Linked DNA regions of Homo sapiens: region 2 is linked to region 1. A link is a contact called in ENCODE Hi-C or POLR2A ChIA-PET data. All regions are on one chromosome and are shown on one strand. Each heading gives the region's core, a stretch centred on a gene start or an enhancer-like site at or near the end of the contact. The rest is flanking DNA. Distances are from core to core; before and after follow the strand shown.

The links. A loop is a pair of places that touch in the nucleus more often than their neighbours do. ChIA-PET counts read pairs that join two places held with the same protein, here RNA polymerase II (POLR2A). Pooled maps may share reads with other maps.
Region 2: a pooled map shows a loop between it and region 1 (10-fold over the local background). The contact joins the enhancer-like site here to the promoter of EFCAB14 in region 1. A Hi-C loop is called at or near these places in 1 of 168 maps with a recorded cell type or tissue (PC-9) and 6 of 50 pooled maps. POLR2A ChIA-PET finds 5 or more read pairs at or near these places in 1 of 52 experiments (GM10248).

The regions. Positions count from the first base shown.
Region 1 is chr1:46,717,128-46,721,123 of GRCh38, reverse strand. EFCAB14 (EF-hand calcium binding domain 14) reads left to right here and starts at 2,010. Exons shown (of 11, transcript NM_014774.3): 1 at 2,010-3,221. The coding sequence starts at 3,037. RefSeq lists silencers at 1,786-1,835, 2,156-2,205.
Region 2 is chr1:47,288,039-47,292,009 of GRCh38, reverse strand. STIL (STIL centriolar assembly protein) reads left to right here. Exons shown (of 17, transcript NM_001048166.1): 9 at 2,425-2,575. Among named protein-coding and RNA genes, the nearest start is that of STIL, 24 kb to the left of the region's middle. Within about 2 kb of position 2,534, at least 3 of the 41 ENCODE cell types and tissues checked have a DNase peak (open chromatin) inside an H3K27ac peak, as active enhancers do.

The DNA of each region.
Region 1 (3,996 bases), core at 761-3,260:
TTATTTAGGAGTACACTTCTGGGCTAGACACTTAAAAACAAATCAGATACAGGCCCAGGCTTTGCGAGAATCCTTGGACAAAAGCAGCGTAATTGCCACAGTAAGAATATGGGCATAAAAATTACTTTAAGTGACTTTCTTCCAAGTAGCTCAAAGCACTTTGCTTTAAATTCCATTTATATCTGATGACTTCCCAATTGATATTTCAGGCCCCAACCTGTGCCCAGAGAACTCTCAATGGGTATACCAAACAGCCTCCATTTGAATATTGAATTGGCTTGTCAAACTTGTCCCAAACTTGCTCTACCCCATCTCAATAAATAACAATTCCTTGCTTCCAGTGTTTCCACCGCCAAACCCTCTCTTCTCTTCACACCTTTCATCTAATCTATCAGCAAAAATTGTCAGCTCTGTCTTCAAGAAACATCCAGAATGCTCTCCATCTCTGCTACTGCCTCTCTAATCTATCAGCATCATCTCTAGCTGGACTGTAACAAACTGCTCTCCTGTGTTCCTCACTCTCCCCCCACTTTTTTCTACAAAGTAGCCAGAGTAATTTTTTCCTTTATTTTATTTTATTTTATTTATTTATTTATTTATTTATTTATTTATTTATTTATTTATTTATTTATTTTTGAGACGGAGTCTCGCTCTGTTGCCAGACTGAAGTGCAGTGGTGCAATCTCGGCTTGTTGCAACCTCCGCCTCCCGGTTTCAAGCCATTCTCTTGCCTCAGCCTCCCAAGTAGCTGGGATTACAAGCGCGCACCACCACGCCCAGGTAATTTTTGTATTTTTAATAGAGACAAGGTTTCACCATATTGGCCAGGATGGTCTCCATCTCCTGACCTTGTGATCCGCCCACCTCAGCCTCCCAAAATGCTGGGATTACAGGCGTGAGCCATCGCGCTGGCCCAGAGTGAATTTTTTTTTTTTTTTTTTTTTTTACGGAAAAGCCAGAGTATGCTACCTCTCAGCTTAAAGCCCCCAGTGCTTTCCCAAAGTCCTTTCAGTGATCCATAAGGCCCTAAAGCCCTGGCCTCTGATGCTTCTCTGACCTCATTTCCTATCACTCTGCTCCTTGCTCTTCTGGTCCAGCCACAACAGGTCTTCCTGGTCACTCCTTCCTGCAGCCACTGCACAGCTCATTCCCTCACCTCTCCTCCGATAAGCTGACTAAATGTTCCCTTTTCACAGAGGCACTCCCCATCACCTGACCGTGTTTCAATTTTCATCATAACACTTATCACCTCCTGACATTTAATATGTTTGCCTATTGTTGCTCTCCTCCCTCTAGAGTATAAATAAACTGCAGGAATAGATTGGCAGATAAGATACACGATGCTCAGTTAAACTTGCATTTCACATACACAATGAATAATTTTTTAGTGTGAGGATGTCCCAGATGTTGCATGGGATGTCTTAATGCTAAAAAATTGTTTGCTGTTTCTCTGAAATTCAAACTTTACTGGGTGTCCTACATTTTTATTTGCTAAATCTGGCAACACTATACAGGAAGACAAGGACCCTGGTTATTTTGTTCATGGCTGTATCCCCAGCGCTAGAACAGCTCCTGACACGTAGTAAGTAAGCTCTCAATAAATATTTATTGACTGAATGAATGTGTTAATTAATCTGAAACGCGCCTAAACTTTTAACAGCCTGTGTGAGAGTCAGAGAGGCGGAGCCTTCAGACTTGGTTAGTCCAGGGGGCGTGGGCGGCTGATGAACTTTCGAAGTAGGTCGAGCAGCCGGGCGCTTTGCCTGCCCCGCCCGCGCTCCGCAGGATGCAGGACTCCACCCGGCTCAGGTTCGCAGCAGGTCCCGGAAGCCCTCCTGGGGGCGGGGCCACCCTAATCGGCAGGTGGGACCCAGCCCCAGCCGGGGCAGGGCCCCTTTAACGCCCCACCTCTCCGCCACGACTTTCGCCCCGGCGTGACGTCACCCCAGCGGGCGACCAATGGGAGTGCGGCTTACTGGCAGGCGGCGCAGGCGGCCGCTGCCAAAGGGGAAGTGATCTGGGGCTGGAGCGATGGCCCGGGGCTGGAGCTCGCGGCCGCCGCCGCCGCAGCCGCCGCCACCAACGCCAACAACAACGTGTCGGGAGCAGCCGCGGCCGAAGCCGGAGCAGGGGCCGGAGTCGCGGCTGGAGTGGGGCCTGCGCGTGTGAGTGGCCGAGAGTTGCCCGTGCCGGAGACCTCAAACTCCGGGCGGGAGCGCTTTCGGTCGGCCGAGCCGCCGTCGCCCGCGGCACCGTGTCCCCAAGGCCCAGACAGCGGGGCGGGGGTCTATCAGGCGCGGGACTGGCTTCTCTCAGGCCGACCCTTCTAGCCGGGCTCCGGATCTTCCTCGGCCTCGGGCCCCCTTCACGTTCAGGACGGAGGCCGGAGAACGGTGATCATCACACACCCCAGCCGGCTTCCTGGCCAGGGCATTTTCTCTGCGGCCAAGCAGTGTTGGGATTGTAGCTGCTGGGAGCCCCCTCCTGCCGCCACCTCTCCTGCAAGGAAGGGACTGACGCGTTCCCACTTTCTTACTCTGCACCTCCCCACTCTCTTCCCATTCAAGAACGAGTTTCTCTTCCCTCTCCATTGGAAATCTTGCTCCGGAGGTCCGAAACACGTATTTTAAGCGTGCCCTTCCTCACCTCCTGGAGCACCCTTAGAAGTATTGCCTACTTATCCGGGCTGAGAATCCTTCATTTTTGACCTGGCTTTTTTTTCGCCCTTTGGGAGATAAAGGTCCCTCTCCACCCTCTACTAACACTCTGCACCCAAGGCCTTATCCTTTGGGGTCACCAGCTCCTTGGCCATTTCTATGTGATTTCCCCCACCCATCTGAGTTCCAGTTTCCTCTGGGCTCCAATCTCCAGTCCCTGGCGGATCTGGTCAGTCCCACCCCTAGGTGGGAGTGACCAGGGGGCTCTGGCCCAGGATTCCCAACCCTGGAAGGCAGCTCCAAGGCAGGAAGAGAATTGGGCATCGGGTACGAACCTGGCAGCTCAGGAGTCGGGGCTCCACTCACCCCACACAAAAAGATGAAAAAGCGCAAAGAGCTCAATGCATTGATTGGTTTGGCTGGGGACAGCCGGAGAAAGAAGCCCAAGAAAGGCCCAAGCAGTCACCGCCTGCTTCGCACTGAGCCTCCCGACTCAGACTCTGAGTCCAGCTCCGAAGAGGAAGAGGAATTCGGTGTGGTTGGAAATCGCTCTCGCTTTGCCAAGTGAGTAGTGGTGAAAGGTGGAATGGGAAGAAGGCATCTCCTTGCACTACCAAGGGGCCACATTGACAGGAAGGAGAAAGGAAGTCCTTAGGAAGAAAAAAGGGTGTAGGCCTTGGAAGTCAAAGAGGGAAAAACGGTTTTAGGGAGAAGGTAAGTTCAGATCCTGAATGAAGAATAAGTTAGAGATCTGTCTTTAGGTGTAGAAAGAAAAGCTCCAAATCTGAGGTGGAAATGTGGACTTGGAGAATGTGCCAAGAGCCCAGGGAGTCCTAAAGAAGCAAAGAATGGAGACAGAGGAGCAGAGAAGCTTTGGGGACTAGACTTTTTAAAACAGTGTAGAACAAAGGAGAAGCAGAGACTTTAAGACTGCAGATTATTTCGTTTTTGCACTCTTGATGAGTCTGAATATTGGTGGTGGGGAAATATGGTGAGAGATATACTGTAGGAAGTATGAGCCTTGAGAGTAGGTGGGGTCGGGGGGCAAAAGAAGAGGCATCATTTTCCCTAGCCATTCATAGGTGGAGAGACCACTAGGCAAATCAAGTAGTAAGATTTGAGGACATTGGGATTGGGGCTCAGGATGGGAAAGGACTAAAGGGAACTTCAAAAACGTCCTTTGACTCTCTCAGAGCACACTAAAAGAAAAGAGGATTCTGCTGAGGATGTAGAAACAATGGCTAGGCAGAAGGTCGGGGTGCTGACATTGAGTGGTTGGTTGGTTTAAAATGTCTTGTTTTGTTAAAGGAAGAGTTTGATTTCTAATGAGCTTTGTCAG
Region 2 (3,971 bases), core at 1,285-3,784, 570 kb before region 1:
TGTAATGACACATGCCTGTAGTCCCAGCAGGAGACTGATATGGGAAGATCGCTTGAGCCCAGGAGTTCAGGCTGCAGTAAGCCATGATTGTGCCACTGTACTCCAGCCTGAACAATACAGACCCTGTCTTAAAAAAATAAAATAGGCCAGGCATGGTGGCTCACATCTGTAATCCCAACACTTTGGGAGGCCAAGGCGGGTGGATCACTTGAGGCCAGGAATTAGAGACCAGCTTGGCCAACATGGTGAAACCCCATCTCTACTAAAAATGCAAAAATTAGCCCGGTGTGGTAGAGCATGCCGGTAATCCCAGCTGCTCGGGAGGTTGAGGCAGGAGAATCACTTGCACCCAGGAGGCAGAGGTTACAGTGAGCTGAGATCGCACCACTACACTCCAGCCTGGGCAACAAAAAATAAATAAATAAATAAAAAATAAAATAGTCCTGCAGAGACAGGCAATAAACAGAATAAATAAAATAAATAGTATGTTAAAAGGCGATGAGTACTGTGGAGAAAAATAAAGCCTGAGAGGAGGATGTTGTGTGTCTGAATGATAGTGGCAAGTAAAGAGTTGCCGTTTATTTATTTATTTATTTAATTTTTAATTTTTAAATTTTTATTTATTTATTTTATTTTACTTATTTTTTTTGAGATGGAGTCTTGCTCTGTCGCCCAGGCTGGAGTGCAATGGCTCAATCTCAGCTCACAGAAACCTCCACCTCCTGGGTTCAAGCGTTTCTCCTGCCTCAGCCTCCTGAGTAGCTGGGATTACAGGCATGTGCCACCATGCCCGGCTAATTTTGTATTTTTTCAGTAGAGACAGGGTTTCTCCATGTTGGTCAGGCTGATCTCGAACTCCTGACCTCAGGTGATCTGCCTGCCTTGGCCTCCCAAAGTGCTGCGATTACAGGCGTGAGCCACTGCACCCGGCCAAGAGTTGCAATTTAAATAGGTGGTCAGGGAGGCCGACTTAAGGTGAGGAAGTAAGCCTTGTGGCTGTCTGGGGCACTGTCCTAGGCAAAGGATGTGTTAAGTGTAAGGGCTCTGGGTGAAACAACACGTTACATCTTCAAGGAGCAGCAAAGAGGCCACTGTAGCTAGAGAGGAGTGAAGGAAGGGGAGAGTAGCTGGAGATGAGCTCAGAGAGGTGAGTGGAGGGCTGTTGTTAAACTTTTGACCTCTGCTAACCTGATAGATGAAAAATAAACTTTTCCAATGATTTATAACCTCATCTTCCAGGAACTGCCTAGTCATGTCTTTAGCCATTTTTCTCTTAGATTGTGTATCTTTTCTTTTTTTTTTTTTTTGAGACGGAGTCTTGCTCTGTTGCCCGGGCTGGAGTGCTGTGGCGCGATCTCGGCTCACTGCAAGCTCCACCTCCCGGGTTCACGCCATTCTCCTGCCTCAGCCTCCCGAGTAGCTGGGACTACAGGTGCCCGCCACCATGCCTGGCTGATGTTTTGTATTTTTAGTAGACAGGGTTTCACTGTGGTAGCCAGGATGGTCTCGATCTCCTGGCCTCGTGATCCGCCTGCCTCGGCCTCCCGAAGTGCTGGGATTACAGGCGTGAGCCACTGCGCCCGGCCTGTGCATCTTTTCATATTGCTTGTGCTAGCAAGCTCTCTCTCTATATATATAATGTAAAATACATAGAGAAACACATATTGATGATATATAGTAACGGTTTTCCCCCCAGATTGTCATTTAAGTTTAACAATATTTTTCCCAAACAGACTTACTGTTTTTTAGTCATATTTATTAATCTTTTTCATATCGTGTTTAGAAAAGATTCACCCACTCCAGGTGTATTTACTGAAGTAAAAAAATCACTTGTATTTTCTTCAGATGCTTTTGGAGTTCTACTTTTAACATTTTGTTTTAACTTTTCAAGATAATTAGTTATATTTAGATAGCAGAAATTAAATGTTAGTTTTAGATCCTTTGCTATGATTTAGTACAATTATGTTTTATTATCAATTACTGATCATGCTTTAAGTTCATATTGACAGTAAATCCTCAGTAAAATTAATTTTGAATTGCTCTCTTATTCCTTTTTTTTTTTTTTTTTTTTGGAGACGGAGTCTTGCTCTGTCGCCCAGGCTGGAGTGCAGTGGCGCGATCTTGGCTCATTACAAGCTCCGCCTCCCGGGTTCACGCCATTCTCCTGCCTCAGCCTCCTGAATAAAATAAAATTTTGTTTTGTAGAGAGGAAGGGTCTCACTATGTTGACAAGGCTGGTCTCAAACTCCTGGCCTCAAGCGATCCTCCCACCTTTTGCCTTCCTAAGTGGTGGACCCCAGTTTTTGAACAAAAATTGCACCTTTTAGTCATTTTGTTAACTAGATTGGGAGACTCACATGAAGTTATTTGAGTGTCATCATGTTATCCTCATTAAATTTTAATTAAATGACTTTTTTTGTGCAGGGTTTTTTCAGAATCTGGAAATTTCATCATAGTTCTCTATTCTATGACACATAAGGAACCTGAGTTTTATGAATGCTTCCCTTGTGATGGCAAGATACCTGACTTTCGGTTTCAGTTGCTAACCAGTAAGGAAACATTACATCTTTTCAAAGTAAGTGATTTCATTGTCTAGTACATTAGTGACTGTTTAGGGTTTTGCACTTTGGCAGTTTAAACCCAACAGCTTTTACCCTTTAAAATAGTAATCCAAACTATTATGCTTTGTTTACTTATAAATAATCTTATTAAATATTAACTTTATTCATTTATGGTTAAATTTTTTTAGTAAATCTGAGATCATATCTTCAACCAAATTACAATAGAGAACCAGAGGTTACTCACAGAATAACTTGCCCATGTTTTTCTAAAATCTTTGAAGAATATATCAGTTGTTCATATATCATTTTATACTTGTGAAGGTTAACTTTGTGGGATCTCAGTACTTTTCTTTGTCCTGATGTTTTTTTTTTTTTTTTTTTTTTTTTGAGATGGAATCTCACTCAGTTGCCCAGGCTGGAGTGCAGTGGCGTGATCTCGGCTCACTGCAACCTCTGCCTCCCAGGTTCAAGTGATTCTCCTGCCTCAACCTCCAGAATAGCTGGGATTACAGGAGCCCACCATCACACCTGGCTATTTTTTTTTTTTTTTTTTTTTGTATTTTCATTAGAGAGGGAGTTTCACCATGTTGGCCATGCTGGTCTCGAACTCCTGACCTTAGGTGATCCACCTGCCTAAGCCTCCCAAAGTGCTGGGATTATAGGTGTGAGCCACTGCACCTGACCATGACTGTATTATTTTTAAAATGTGTGGGAATAAGAAATGGTTTTTTATACTTAAAGGCCATTATTTATATTATGTATCTAAGGAATCAGAATAGATTGTTACTATATCATCTAATAAAATACCTAGAAACACAACTAGATGATGATCATAGAAAAAGTAGATCTTTAGGCCAGGCGTGGCGGCTCACACCTCGAATCCCAGCACTTTGGGAGGCCGAGGTGGGCGGATCACCTGAGGTCAGGAGTTTGAGACCAGCCTGGCCAACATGGTGAAACTCTGTCTCTACTAAAAATACAAAAATTAGCCAGGCATAGTGCCAGGTGCCTGTAATCCTAGCTACTTGGGAGACTGAGGCAGGAGAATCACTTGAACCTGGGAGGTAGAGGTTGCAGTGAACTGAGATCGTGCCGCTGCACTCTAGCCTGGGCAACAAGAAGGAAACTCTGTCTCAAAAAAAAAAAGAGGAAGTAGATCTTTGAAACTAGGTGTCATTATATGAAAATATTCAAATGCTACTTTTCAATAAAATTATTGGTTATTTTAGGTCTCAGACTAATAAAAGTACATTCTTTATTAGAAAAATATTGAATACTTTTAAATAACCACGTGTCCACTCAGATCGTATTTAGTACCTTCTTTGAGATCATGTATATGTTATACATCTATATATTTTATATAAATATATATTTTAATATTATAATATATACATTATATTACATATATGT